Regions from separate parts of the Homo sapiens genome. Here regions 1 and 2 are each linked to region 3. Evidence: chromatin loops called from intact Hi-C (ENCODE). Cell type or tissue: PC-3. All regions are shown on one strand.

The links. Hi-C counts contacts between places; a loop is a spot of excess contacts. Peaks named below come from ENCODE experiments on the same cell type or tissue, not always from the same donor. Only the 100,000 strongest peaks of a DNase experiment are listed, where the experiment ranks them.
Region 1: a loop joins it to region 3, with 8 times the contacts of the local background. A loop is called at or near these places in 44 of 110 quality-filtered maps.
Region 2: a loop joins it to region 3, with 16 times the contacts of the local background. A loop is called at or near these places in 56 of 110 quality-filtered maps.

The regions. Positions count from the first base shown.
Region 1 is chr20:21,569,989-21,574,988 of GRCh38, reverse strand. LINC01727 (long intergenic non-protein coding RNA 1727) reads right to left here and starts at 4,965. Exons shown (of 4, transcript NR_109880.1): 1 at 4,741-4,965. RefSeq lists an enhancer at 237-737. In PC-3, a CTCF peak has its summit at 2,716 (motif pointing right); no DNase peak of the experiment used is centred here; H3K27me3 peaks cover 3,249 bases.
Region 2 is chr20:20,862,529-20,867,528 of GRCh38, reverse strand. No RefSeq gene overlaps it. Among named protein-coding and RNA genes, the nearest start is that of LINC03083, 110 kb to the left of the region's middle. In PC-3, CTCF peaks have their summits at 2,796 and 3,005; a DNase peak (open chromatin) is centred at 2,978; H3K27me3 peaks cover 2,062 bases.
Region 3 is chr20:21,232,990-21,237,989 of GRCh38, reverse strand. The region is part of intron 11 of KIZ (kizuna centrosomal protein); the gene reads right to left. Among named protein-coding and RNA genes, the nearest start is that of KIZ-AS1, 17 kb to the right of the region's middle. RefSeq lists an enhancer at 1,396-3,838. In PC-3, CTCF peaks have their summits at 1,900 and 2,099 (motif pointing left); DNase peaks (open chromatin) are centred at 1,779 and 2,209; H3K4me3 peaks cover 548 bases; H3K27ac peaks cover 774 bases.

The DNA of each region.
Region 1 (5,000 bases), 340 kb before region 3:
GTGTGGCCACCACCTAGGAAGACAGTTGGTGCCACAAGAGCTTGTGTAGGGGAAGTTCATGGGCCCGAGGGTTGACCTGCTGGAGCGGGCAGCCGTGCACCCATGCCGGACTCAAGGAGGGCATCACACATGGAGGGGGCAACACAGGCCAGGATGTAAAGCTGGAAAAGTGCAGGGCATGTCCGGGGGCGTCCAGCTCAAGTGGCTGTTTGAGAATTGCTTGTGCTATCGGACGGAGAGGTCACGCACATTGGACGCGAGAGGATCGTGGGTCACAGTCTGGGAACCAGAGCACCAGAGCCCAAGGAGGGAGGACCACAACACCCAGGCCCCTTACCACGCTTATTCCAGCAAGGTAAAGTCCCTCTGGAATGGCTCATGCACCCGGCTTGTGGACAGGAGTGGGATGGCGTGGCTGAGACGGAGATAGGAGGGAAGCAAGGGGAATGGGAAGACAGCTGCCTTGGAGGCCACTCCCAAAGGAAGGAGAGCAGGATGAGAAAACCCCAAATCCACGTAATGCCCTAAAGTGCACTGGGGTCAGCTAAGGCGATGCAGATTGAGGAAGAGGCTCCGAGTCAGTAAGACCAGCACCTAAAATTCCTCTAAAGAAAGGCACTAAAACTCCAGGGCCCCTCATCAGTGTTTGAAAAGATATTTGGCTGCACTTATACTTTAACATGTCCCATAACGTGCCCTGAGATACCATTTTTCACTTATCCAGTTGGCAAATAACATAACGCTCAGTGACTCCGGTGCTGGTAGAGGTGAAGCAGAACACACAAGGGTACAAACTGGCAAGGCTTCCACAGACGGCAACTTGCAGTTCTTTTTAAAAAACCCTCTGAGACAGGAATTCCACTACCAGGACTGTATCCTACATGTGTCCCCACACATGCACATAATGACAGTTGTACAAGGCTACTCATTGTGGCACTGTTGTCATAGCAAAGATTGGAACCAACCAAGATGTCCTTCAGGTGCGGACTGCTTAAATAAATAACACCTCATCCACATAATGGAATGCCAGGCAGAGAGAATGAAGAAATCTGTTTCTTCCTAATGACATAATCTCCCATTATTTAATGAAGAAAAGGGGCAGGCTATGTATGTCAGGTACAATTATTGGTGGTTTTTGAAGGGAAAATGAGAAAGAGAAAGAAACTTTTTTTTTTCTTTTTGCTTATGCATGTACTATCTGTGGAAGGATACAGAAGACGCTGATTACTTTAGTTGGCTCTGCTGGGGAGAACGGAGCGGCTGGAAGACAGAAGAATAAGGAAGATGAGATCTAACACCTTTCTGTTGTTGTCGAATTTTGAACCAGATAGAAGTTTTATCTATTTTCTAAATAAATACAAAAACAAAAACCCCAGGCCCTGAATACAGCTTTAGGTGAAAACGGTGTTCCCAATTCCCACTCCTCACCCATACCCAGCCTCCTATCTCCCTCTCAGCCACGCCATCCCACACTTCCCACTCCTCATCCATATCCAGCCTCCTATCTCCCTCTCAGCCACGCCATCCCACACTTCCCACTCCTCATCCATACCCAGCCTCCTATCTCCCTCTCAGCCACGCCATCCCACTCCTGTCCAGCCTTTTCCTTCCATTCCAATTTTATAAAACTTCCCTTCACCTCACTCCTTTGGCGGGATGATTTTTAACACTTCACAGTTTTACAAGCTTTTGCATTTCAGATTTGAGTCTCTGACTTAAATGAAAAGCTGGAAGTGTTTCTTATAGAAAAACTCACATATATGTACAAAGTATTCTTGCAATGGAAGAAAAATGAAAGGCATCTAAATGTCCATCTGTAGGGGAGAAAAATCAAACAAATCAGATTATTTCCACACTGCACAACAGCATGCAGCGGTAAAACAGTCAGATCACTTTGTGTTTAAAAACCTCAGGCCGGGTGTGTGGCTCACACCTGTAATTCAAGCACTTTGGGAGGCCAAGACAGGAGGATTGCTTGAACCCAGTAGTTCAAGACTAGCCTGAGCATCGCAGGGAGATCCTGTCTCTACAAAAAATTAGCCAGGCATGGCAACTTGCACCTGTAGTCCTAGCTACTTCGGAGGCTCAGGTGGGGGGATCCCTTGAGCCCAGGAGTTCGGGGCTGCAGTGAACTGTGCCATTGCACTCCAGCCTGGGCAACAGAGCAAGACCCTGTCTCAAAAATAAATAAATAAAAATAAAAATAAACCTTATACAATATATTTTCAGACTTTATATAGTACATAAAAATATATTATCAATATAAGCATAAACTTTATATAAACATATTGTATAAAGCATAGAATTAAATGTATTATATTTTTATATATTTATATAAAGTTTTAAAATATTTTTACATTTGTAAATATAAAATATATACACATATATGCCATACAAAATATATTTTATGCTTATTTATAAGTCATACACTTCATATGTGCACATGTAATGTATATTTCTACATGTCTACATCTCTGTGTAACATATAGAAACGAATATATAATATACATATATATCATTTGTAAATGCATAGGAAAGGAATGTAAATGTTCTCTAGGGGTGTAGTAAGATCGGGATGATAAAAGGAAATGCAGGAAAGCTTGAGATTGTTACTGTATGAACCTGCATGGGCTTGTGTGATGTTTTTAAACAATAAAAATTATTAACCATCTTTTGGTGCCTGGCATGACAAGTATCTGCCACTAGAGGGCACTGGAGATCGCTAAATATTTCCCAGGATTATCTTTGAGGGAGGGGGCGCGGGTGCAGGGGATTTGAAGGAAGCCCCTTTACCTCTTTATAAGGGTCCCTTTTTCACGCTGGGGGACTGGGCCCTGAACCTGAACTTTCAGTGAGGGTAAAGCTTGGCTGGAAGCCCGCAACCCTTCTCTCTCCACTCCCTCAAATAGGCCCCTGCAGCCATTTGGGGTGGGAGTCCTTTATCCAGCCCACCCCATTTTGCCCACCAGTTTCGCCCACCAGCCCTGGTCTGCGGGACGCTGCTCCGGTGTGGAAGGTGGAACTGGCATCGAGTGCATTTCAGTGAGCTCACCTTCACTCCTTATTCCACATGGGTGTTCAACGGGGAGCCCTGAGACATTGGAAGGGGCCGTTTGTGATTGCTCAATTATAGTGGAGACATCTTCGCATTTGGGGGAGGAAGAGGGAAGCTAGAATTTCTGAAATGCTCAAAATTCAGCCTGAAATGCATGTCGGTGAACAACCAGTTGCTAATTACCTACCCTAGGCCCTAACTCTCTGACACGTAATCATAGAGCATTATCGCCTGGTTTAGTATGAGCGGAATATGCAGGAACCCAGAGTCAGTCAACGTGTGTTGTTGTGCCTAGAAATTTACTGAGCGTTTTTCACCAGTATGGAAAACCACGGCACCATGACGCCAAGCCGGTAGTGTCTGAGTCACTGGTCCTGTGCTCCAGGCTTGGCCTGGCTCTGGGGTTGTCGGGATCACATTCTTACAAGACAAACACCTGGATACTTTATTACGTCTTCTAGAGAGCTTGTGCCCAAGCATTTACCTATCGAATATGTGTGTGTGTGTGTGTGTGTGTGTGTGTGTGTGTGTTTACCAAAAGTTACCTTTTTCAACTTCTCTTTTGTTTCTCCTTTATATTACAGAAAGAACTTTTTGTAATGATGCATGTAAGTAGATTATACAATCTGTGAATTTCATTTCAAGATAGGACAGGAAGCGTTACAAAATATTCGTGGTCTCCAAAGTGATTCTGACACCTCATGATGACTAAGACCTTTGGTTGCCGTTGCCTCAAATAATTTCCTCCTAGAGCAGCAGTTCTTCACCTCGGCTACACATTGAACTATGTGGGAAGCTATTAAAAATACAGATGCCTGAACCCCACAGCCTTCATTATCTTGTGAGCATCTGGGCCAAGTTCAGTGCTGGTGCTCTTGTTCAGATGGATGTAGCTGGTGGTGCAGAGATCCATGAGCTTGCTTTTATGGGACTTTCTGCTGTTGTTGATCTGGGATGCAGTCAGGATACTAGGGCTTTTTTAAAGCTCCCCAGTTGACTCTAATGCAGCCAAATTTGAGAACCATTCTCTGCTCAATACCTTCAAAAATGGAAAACTAACAACCTCTCACTCAGTGCCACCCCAGGTATGACGTGCAGAACAGCAGCATCAGCATACCTGGGAGCTTGTTAGAAATTCAGAGTTTAGGATCTATCTCAGACCAGCTAAATCCAGATCTTGGGAAGTGGGGCCCAGGTACTTGTATTCCACTCCACGCCTCCACAACATTGGCTTACTTTTAATTTAGCTTTAAATTACAATTTTAAAATGGAATTAACCAGAAGGCAAGGGTATACGGGAAATTTTTTTTAACACTTCTCATGTAAACTCAAGTCTTTTATTCCTTTTTCAGGGGTAAAGCAGGCTTTTCCATTTACAAGGTTATTCATGAGTTGCAAAAATTCCCTCCCTTCCTCCATGCTTTTGTAATTCCTACATTCCGCCATTTAGTCTTGGTGGCCACAATCAAACAGAAATCATGAGGGCCCTTTCCTCTTGCATCCGTAGTGGCAACCTTTGCAGCAGACAGTAACTGCTCCAGATCTGTCAAATAAACGCAAGTATCTGTATTTCTAAATCACCTCTCAGTAATACTTTTGCATACTGGAGTTTTCACTTTGGCATGCCCTAATCCTTACACAAGCACGAATTCCTCTAAATCCCAGCCTGAATTTGTTTAACTTACCAGAGAAGGCTTGCCCATTGAAGATTGGTTCTTCAGCCACTGCTTTTCATTCTCATACCAAACAAGTGCATTTTTAAGAACTCGCGAGAGTCTTGCTACTCTTCAACAGAGAAAGTCATCTCCAAATTAATCCACAGTCAGGAGCACCTCGTGCTGCTTTTATATATCATTAAAGTCCTGTAAAAGCAAGCTCACGGATCTCTGCACCACCAGCTAAATCTATCTGAACGAGAGCACCAGCCCTGAACTTGGCCCAGATG
Region 2 (5,000 bases), 370 kb after region 3:
CCTATCTTTGGATCCTAGTGTCCTCCCCAAGAGGCAAGGCATTAGCCCTACAATGCTGCAAGAGAAAGGTTTCCCTTCCAGCTCTCGAGAGTGAGAGTTGCATTTTAAAAATTGTCTGTATGTGCTGAGATGAAGCATTCAGGACATTACTATTGGTTTTTCCCGTCAATTAAAGTAGGCTTATTTGATTAAAACAGGTCAATGAAATTGAGGTTTAAATCAACATTCCATCCTGGTTGCCTTTTGTTTTGTTTTGTTTTTGAGACAGGGTCTTGTTCTGTTGCCCAGGCTGGAGTGCAGGGGCTCAGTCTTGGCTCACTGCAGCCTCAACCTCCTGGGCTCAAGTGATCCTCCACCTCAGCCTCCCAAGTAGCTGGACTTCAGGCATATGCCACCATGTCTGGCTAATTTTTGTATTTTTTGTTTGTCTGTCTGTCTGTTTGTTTGTTTGTAGAGATGGAGGTCTTACTATGTTGCCCAGGCTGGTCTGGAACTCCTGGGCTCAAGTAATCCTCCCGCATCAGCTTCCTGAAGTGTTGGGATTACAGGCCTGAAACATTGCACCAGACCTCTGGTTGGCTTTGTTTTGGCTTTGTGATGTTAGCCAGATTTGTTTTAATAGAACAAATCTTAGTATTTATTTTACCAAGAATATTCCAAACCTAGTAAAGAAAACTGCACATTTTCATTGTGTACTGAACTTCTACCACCTTACTTTTAACAGTAAATACCGCATGTCCTGGCCCACACGTAGAAATGGATCAAAGATCAATGAGAAAATAACCAAGATCATTAACACCATGTAAGGATTCAGCCTCTCAAATTGGTAAGCATTACTTATTACCTTCCAAGTTCCTATCAATTCTCTAGGCACTGACAATAAGTGAGAAAGAAAATTCCACAAGAAGATAATCATAGTCACCATTTATTGAGAATGTATTACATGCCAGGCACCGGTCACGTTACACAGGCATAGGTCTCTTATGCCTCCTCTGGGAGGGAAGTGTAGTGGCTTCCATTTTAGACATAAAGACGCTTCGATTCGGAGAGGCACACAGCTGGTGAGCGGTAGAGCTGGGGCTGGAACCCAAGTCCTTGACCACTGGTCCTCAAGGAACCTCTGCCCTGAAGAACCTTATAAACAACCTGAGGGGTCAGACTGTCATGCACACAGCCTGGCAGGCCGCCCACCTGGGAAAACACTTGGAGGGAGGCCTGGAGGGATGGAAAATGGTTGATTGTGAAACAAGCAAGTCCATTACATGGCCTGCCTTCCAGGATCATCTCAGCAAGATGCCCAAGCCCAGATTTCTCACATTCTACCAAGCTCCAGTCAGAGGTAACTTGACATTCCTATTTAAACTGTACTAATTTATTGGGCAGCTTTTCCCACTTAGGCCATAACAAATAGGCTTTAAAAACTTCAAAAAGTGATGGCATTCCCTTTTATATTCAGATTGACTTCTAATGATATTCTAGGGAATTACTCAATTATAACTCTTACAACATCTTGATGAAAAGATAACAGTATTTCCACTGGGTATCTTTTCTTTGCCATGGGTGAAAAATGAAGGCACATAAAGGCTATTAATGTTATCTAAGGTTTAACAGTAAGTCATATGAAATTATAGGTGTGAAAGAGCTTTGCGAAGACAGTGCTATCCAAATGTAAGGCATTATTAGGAAGAACTCCTAACTTTTTGACCGCCACACACTCTCACTAAATTCTGTTGCCTTTAACCTAGGACATCCTACTTTAAGTGTAATTTTCTAATTCACTCCCTCATTTAACAAATACTCATATGCTAGACACCATGTTCTTGAATTAGGAGCCAGAGGACACAGTGGGAAAAGGAGAAGGAGCAGAGACTAGCTTTCTTTAGTTCTAGTAGAAATTGGAATTCAGGGCAGGCATGGTGGCTCGTGCCTATAATCCCAGCACTCAAGAATTGCTTGATCCCAGGAGTTCAAGACCAGCCTGGGCGTCATAGTGAAACCCTGTCTCTACAAAAACTTAAAAAATTAGCCGAGTGTGGGCCGGGCGCAGTGGCTCACACCTGTAATGCCAGCACTTTGGGAGGCCGAGGCAGGCGGATCACGAGGTCAGGAGACTGAGACCATCCTGGCGAACACAGTGAAACCCCGTCTCTACTAAAAAAAAATACAAAAAAATTAGCCAGGCATGGTGGCAGCTGCCTGTGGTCCCAGCTTCCCGGGAGGCTGAGGCAGAATGGCATGAACCCGGGAGGGGGCAGAGCTTACAGTGAGCAGAGATCCCGCCACTGCACTCCAGCCTGGGCAACAGAGCGAAACTCCATCTCAAAAAAAAAAAAAAAAAAAATTAGCCGAGTGTGGTGGCATGTGCCTATAGTCCCAGCTCCTTGGGATGCTGAAGTGGGAGGATCCCTTGATCCCAGGAGTTGGAGACTGCAATGAGCTATGATCACACCACTGCACTCCCGCCAGGGTGACAGAGTGAGACCCTGACTCAAAAAAGAAAATGGAATTCAGGATATTAGAAACTACAGATTGAGAAACAGGCTGAGCTAAGGAACATTGGTTCTGTCTTGTAGACACAGGCATGTTGTGACTACCACTGAACAGGTGTTGATTAATTGGCAGGCTAAACCAGAGTCCATGAGGCAAGTTGGGAGAGCTAGGTCATTTCAACTGAAGCCAAAGGAAGTTCTGGCCGTAAATCACTCATGGCTTTCTAATGCAACATGTCAGGAGGTGCAAAACCTTTATAAAATATATTTTGCCAAGTAGTTTCTCCATATCTCCTCTCCTCAGAGCAATGCCCATGTGGTCACTTTGGAGTCCAGCTTTTTCTTTCTAAGAATTTGAATGATTTTTTTTTAAGTGCTACCCATGCTGTCTCACAATCCAGCCAGCAACACAGGATCCTGCTATCTTTCCTCAGAAATTGAACTTACCAAAGGCTGGGCCTCTCCTGTGCATGAGCCACAGAATCCATCCAAGTCCAACATCTCCACCTTCAGGAAATAATGCAAAACTCACCTCAGTACCCAGGCCTTTTTTTGATAGAGGATTTAATAGCAACCCTAGAGCAACCTCATTTGGATTTCCTTATTCCTTTTTCCCTACCCCAAGCTTCCAACTCTCTCCCCATAAAAACACCCTAATTCTGGAGGCCAGTCTCAAGTCGTCTTCTTCCCCCAGTCATCAGAAGATGGTAGGAAGAAGGTAAACATTGCGTCTTCCTCTGTTGAAGAGCAGGCATCTTTCAAGAAGCTTTCCAGACATTGAAGCAGATACCAATACCTGAGACCTCCAACCACTGTTCCAGAGGAAAAAGGACAAAATAAAGATTCGAAGAGTCTGCACATTTCTCTGACCATATAATAAGTATTGGCTGGAGTTTCAGAGAGTTATGAAGTGAACAACTGAAAAATCTCAGAACAGCTTAAGCCAGCACTGAGCTATTCCAACTATGCTTTCTCCTCTGAAGAGGTTTTCTGTTTCTTTATGGAGGTCTATGGAATTCAGCTTAAGCCAGCGAGCGATTCTATCCTGACACTCTATTCAATAAGCTCCAGCAACACCAGAGAAAAAATTCACCCCAGTGATGGTTACCTGGCTTGATGGGCCCCATATCTCCCACCAGGGGTAACTCTAGGCCAGCGCCCTGCAGGAGCACTTCCTACACGGATGGAGATGGCCTTTATCTGTGCTGTCCAATGCGGTAGCCACTAGTAACATGTGGCTCTGAGCCCTTAAATGTGGCTAGTGGGACTGAGAAATGGAATTTGTCATTTTCTTTAAGTTTAATTAACTTTCAATAGCCACAGCAGAGTAGAGGCTCGTGTCTCAGACAATAAAGTCACAGGTGGAGTCAGGAGTTTGCCAGGGTAAGGCTTGGGGTGGCATTTACCTGCTGTGTGAGTGACAAAATGGCTTCTTCCCGCCCTCTCTCTGCTTCCACAGACGGGGGCATTTCTATTCTTTATCTTGCTACGCCTCTATACTTTAAAAATGCATCCTCCACCAATAAAAACACAATTTCAGCAGAAAAGTGGCCAAACATCTCAGAGGGACTCCTGGGGCCCACAGTTAAAGGCTTTGTTCCAACACCACATTTTGTTTCCATGTCTTCTACATCTAACTAGAACCAAGCTGGCTAAATACTCCACGGGAATCCTCACTGGTGGGCCTGTCTACTCTCCAGGCAGAAAGATTTCCCAGAGCTCTGCAGGCCACTGACTTACCTCCCTAGGGGACACAGGCATAGCATTCACCTGTGGCTTCCTGAGCCTCCTGGTGTGTGGGATGCCCTGGGAGCTCCTTACATGAAAATGTCAGGCTCCTCCTAGACGGGATAGGTCAGAATGGGCAGAGGCAGATCCCCCAAAGCTCTCCAGTGCTAGGGTAACCGGACGCTAGTACTTAGGCCAGCTTTGGGGAAGTGCTGGCCTATACAACAGTGGGCATGAAATCACCAACAGGGATGCCTTCCTCACTCCAGCCCAGAGCTGGTCCAGTAGGGGGCTGAGCAGAGGGGAATTTTAATGTTGTTAGGAAACGTTGTGGTTTCAGGAGGAAGAAAACCATTTTAAGCTTAAACTCTGATCAGGAAGAAGCTCTTTTCCCCTTTATGGAATGCAAAATGCCCATACCTCCATGGAGGTGTGGCAGGAAATGCTACGGAGCCAGCCAGTGAACACAGATGAAAGCTCAGTGCCCAGGTTAGAAGGCACGAGAAAGCAAGCACCGTGTGGGACAGCCATGCCTAGCATTTCAAACGGTGCAGAAAGCCAGTTGTCCATAAGGGGCTGGGAGCACTGGCAGGAGGACCAAGATCAGTGCAGGCCCTCAGGGGACATCAAGAGAAGAGCAACTCCAAGCCACGCCACCTCTGAAATCCCATCAACTCCTTTCTGAGGAGGAACTAATAGTCTATGTCAAATCTTTTAAAGTGTTCTTACCACACACACTAATAATTATTATAATAGAGGAGATGGGAAGAAACTTTGGGAAGG
Region 3 (5,000 bases):
GGCATGGTGGCATGTGCCTGTGGTCTCAGCTACTTGGGAGGCTGAGGTGGGAGGGTTGCTTGAGCCTGGGAGGCAAAGGTTGCAGTGAGCGGAGATCGTGTCACTGTACTCCAGCCTGGGTGACAGAGCGAGACCCTGTCTCTAAATAAATAAATAAATGAAACGAAGCCTGCCCCACTGCGGGAGGGAGGGTACTGGGAAATGGCTTCTAGCCCTGACTACAGATGATAACAGAAATAGCTAGGGGGACCACAGGAAGGGCATGCTGTGCAGCCAGGTCTCCGCTTAGGAAACGTTCAGAAGGTTAAGCCTTGAAAAATCTAGAAGGCCTTAACCAGGTAAAAGAGTGGGGCAAGAGCATTCCAATAAAATCCAGGGACATGAAATAGTGGGTCATACGCGGGCATGACATGCGGTCTGGTTGTTAACTGTTCTTCAGCAGGGGGACAAGGGGAGCTGGCTGGGAAGGGTGTGCAGTGTGCAGACTACCCGTGCTTGACAGAGGTGCAGGCAACAAGGGTCTCCTGAGAGGTGTGTGGCAGCAGAGGTGGGTGTCAGATACTCATTCCTGGCCCAGGGCGGGAGCAGGGGGTGGAATTTGGAGGAAAGAACAGAGGGAAAACCTAATGTTAGTAACACATTGACTCGATTTCATGGTCAATATCTATTTTTTTTTTTTTTTTTTTTTGAGACGGAGTTTTGTTCTGTCACCCAGGCTGGAGTGTAGTGGCACGATCTCGATGCACTGCAACCTCTGCCTCCTGGGTTCAAACGATTCTCCTGCCTCAGCCTCCCGAGTGGCTGGGATTATAGGCGCCTGCCACCATGTCTAGCTAATTTTTGTACTTTTAATAGAGATAGGGTTTTGCCATGTTGGCCATGCTGGTCTCGAACTCCTGACTGCAGGCGGTCCACCCACCTTGGCCTCCCAAAGTACTGGGATTACAGGTGTGAGCCACCGCACCCAGCCATCATTTTTTTTTTTTTTTTTTTAAACAGAGTCTTGCTCCATTGCCCAGATGAGTGCATTGGTGCAATTTCAGCTCACTGCAAGTTCTGCCTCCCAGGTTTATGCGATTCTCCTGCCTCATCCTCCCAAGTAGCTGGGATTACAGGTGCACACCACCACACCTGGCTAATTTTTTTTGTATTTTTAGTAAAGATAGGGATATTCACCATGTTGGCCAGGCTGGTCTTGAACTCCTGACCTCAAGTGATCTGCCTGCCTCGGCCTCCCAAAGTGCTGGGATTACAGGCATGAGCCACTGCGCCTGGCCTGTCATATCATTTTTTTAAAAAAAGAAAAAATAGCCATGGCCCATTAACAAATATACCCAAGTTATTGTGACTCTGAGGCCTCACCAATTGAGTGTGGCAATGAGACTCAGAGGGTCCTGCCAGGAGCACTGTCTATGATGTCCAGGATAAGGAGGAATGGCTCCCGGCAGCAGGAAGTATCCTTCCAGTTCTGGAGTCTTATTAGAAGGCTGAAAATAGCTAATTTATTATAAGACATAGTCTTTAGACTCCAAATTCTAAAATTTGTAATAATTTTTGACTGCTAGTGGAAATCAGTATTACAATTTCTAAAGGAGCAATTTCAGCTTGAACGTTCCTCAAAACAGACATATGTTTCTGAAAAACAGAAGGCAAAAAATAATCCAGAAAGAAAAAAATCCCAATGACTATGCCAACAAATCTCTGTAAACACTAATTTTAGGTTTTAAAGGCCTACCAGTAATTTAACAAAGTCTGAGCGCCCCCTGATGGTTAATCGGGGTTCCTACAGAAGATGCCACTTTCAGCTGCCTGAGGTCAACTTAACTTTTTCTCTTCAAATAATCAAGCGATTGTTCTTATTTGCTTTGTGCAGAAAAAACAACGTATGTAGGCTTGTGATAAGAAACGTGACATATTTAGGAAGCTGCTAATTCAGTGGAATTTAAGAATGGAGATGTGCCAAACCCAAGACAGAGAAGAGTGCTTTTATATAAGAACCTAAAGGACTTTCAGGAAAAACTCATTTTTATTTCACTGGACTATTGGTTCCTTATAATCTTTATGTTATCCTGGGGAAAATGGCACAGTGACCAGGCAAAGACAGAAAATGCCACCGCCATCAGAGCATCAGCTGCAGGCTGGCGCCCTCCACTGGCCGCTCTGGTGGCTGCAAGGCTGGCACAGAATGCCACCCACGGTGGCCCTGCCAGGGTACAGTGGCGGGGTGACTTCTGCTACCTTTCCCCCAGGCAATTATGTTGCAAGCACACACCCTTTCCTTTTGGTAAAACATTATCTGGTCCAACCAGTAAGCTGAAGTTACAAGGCAGGAACCAGTAAGCTAAGGGCAGGCTTTTAAAATATACTCTCCATTGAACAAATGGATCCGGGAGAGTGAAAACCGCTTGCTGGGGAAGGTAAAGCGAGACAATGTTTGCAGAGGAGAGGAAGCTCTGGCATGCACCCCTGAACAAAAGGGAACAAGTGGTCTTTACTTGGAGAACGGCTTCCTATTAGGACTCACTCCTTCGTACATTATGCTTTTCATCCCCACTCAACCACAAAATGATTTTGCTGAAGCAAATACAATGGTAGAAAAAGATTTACACTGAAAGAATCTTTAATAATAAACTGTTGCCAATCTGCCTACTTGCCCGTGATTTATAATACAATAAACATCGGATTCTATTACGGCTCATGCACTGAAGCTGCTGCTCTGAAAAACGGAATATGAAAGCACCCGAACCCCACCACCATCACAATGAAATGAGCATGTATAAATGTGCTAAGAGTATCTCTTTGCATCTTTTATAGCTTGTGTGTATTAATCTGTAACGCTTATTAAGAAAGTCATTGCTATGCAAAGCAGCACCCAATCCCTTTCTCTGGCTTTTCAACAGGAGTGCACTGTTTAGCCAATAGGACGGACCCTCTGGCCCTCATTCTGCATTCATCACAGGCAACATTTGCACAATGTATCTCTCAAAGGCGGCTGAAAAGAAGGCCTTAATACTCATGTAAACAACTGCAAACCAATTACTTAATGAATCAGGCCCACACATAATGAGGTGCAGACAAAGAGCTATAAATGCATTTTTGCGCCCAAGCCGCTGCTTTAAAGTAAAATCCCTCAGCTGTAGTTTGGGCTTAACTAGCACATCATAATTATTGTCTCTAGGACATCAGAGGAAGCCATTTTTTTTTTTTTTTTTTTTTAGGTCCAGTGGGTTTTTTTTTTTTCTTTTTTTGAGGTTGCTCATCAGCTCACTGACAAAATAGAGCAAAGAAGAATTTTAAAAGTGCTACAGCAGCACTGCACTGTTATGTTTATTCTCAAGTACCGGGTTTCGAGACCACTTGTAAAAGCAATAAAGCACAAGGAGTGACTGCAGTAAGTGGGATCCTTAAATGTAAGCCTCTAAGAAATTTCAGTGAATCCAGCACAAACAGCAAAACTGGAGCTCTCCAAAGCCCAGGGTGGCATATGAACAACACCAAGCCCAGCACAAGAACCAAACCGTGACAAACAGCACGCCAAACCCACGCACTCTGGACCCAGACCTTTTCATCACTGGATTATTATCAAGTGCCTAGAACCAAGAGTTCCTTCAAGGCCTTTTTGTGTGGTTTTTTTTTTTGTTTTCTTAAAGGGGATGATGAGATTACTTGTAATTTATTAGGAAATTAATTTCATACGGAAACGATACTAATAACAAAATACCTCTGTCTCAATTTGAAGGAGGAAAATGCTTGATTTTAGTTTAGTAAAATATAGACAAGATGTGAAATTATTAGACTGAGAAATGTTTTACAAAATCCAATTGCTTTCTCAATGTCTTTAAAAATTTCCCAAAGAACCTACGTAAAGACTGTTTAGGAAGAAGTGAGTTTTTTAGTGCCTCTATATATTATTAAGCCAAATGGTAACATTCGGCCCTGAAAATTATCTGTAGAATTTACTGTCTTTTAAACTTTCTTTTAGGAGACCTAGAACTTGAATTTATAATACAATCATAATAACATAATACTTTAACACTCTTCCTGTCCCATTTACCTCCCACTTCCTTCAAAAATATGGACGAAAACTCAGGCATTAAAAATAATAACTTCTGAAAATTAAATGAGTTATTTCTCTAAAACTTAACTTGTCAAGTTTCTAAAACTTATAATTTTAGAAATTCAATCTCATTTTAATATACTCCAGGTTCTAAAAACATTGTATTGTTTATAAAATATGAATAAAAATAGGATTTTTTTCATTTAAAAAATTCAGCATTTCTGGTTCAAATCATTTTCTCTTATGGAACATTATATGTTATACTAGAAATGTAAAGTTCCTGTTCTAAAATTTCATCAGAGACAAGCAGTTAATTCAAATGTAATATAATCATCTGAAGGACACCTTTTTACTGAGCAATGCTGTTCCAAAAGGAAAGTTGCTATGCCATTTTAAACAATATTTAGCTCAAAGCAAAAGAGTAGGGTATTTCATCAGGTGATGGCTTATATTCCCATCTATAAATTCTAAGTGACCTGAAGCTACTGTGATTAGTATTTTATGTTAATGACAAATTCAGCACACAACTCTCTTATCACAGCTCAAAAAACCTACAAGAAGCGAGTGCTACAGTTTGACAAATGTGAAAAGATAAATTTTGTTCTTTATGGAAAATAAGCAAGAAAGTATTAGAAAAGGAAAGAATAACCTAGCCTAAACACTTGGTTAAAAAAAAAGAGGAAAATAAAAATGAATATCCAGCAATTACTAGTTTATATATTAGCCATCACAAAAAGAAGAAACATGCCACTTTATTTCTTTTAAGGCCTGATGTTTTCTCTCTGCCCTTTTTCTGACAACCTCCATTGTGTGGTCTCTAAGCAGTCCTACTGCGAGCAGCTGTAGACGCTAATTTGTGGTTCACTGAGGTGTCAATTGAGTCTTAAACCAAGGAAACAACAGCTGCAAAACAATACTTGGCTCTGGTGCAAATATTTTCAAA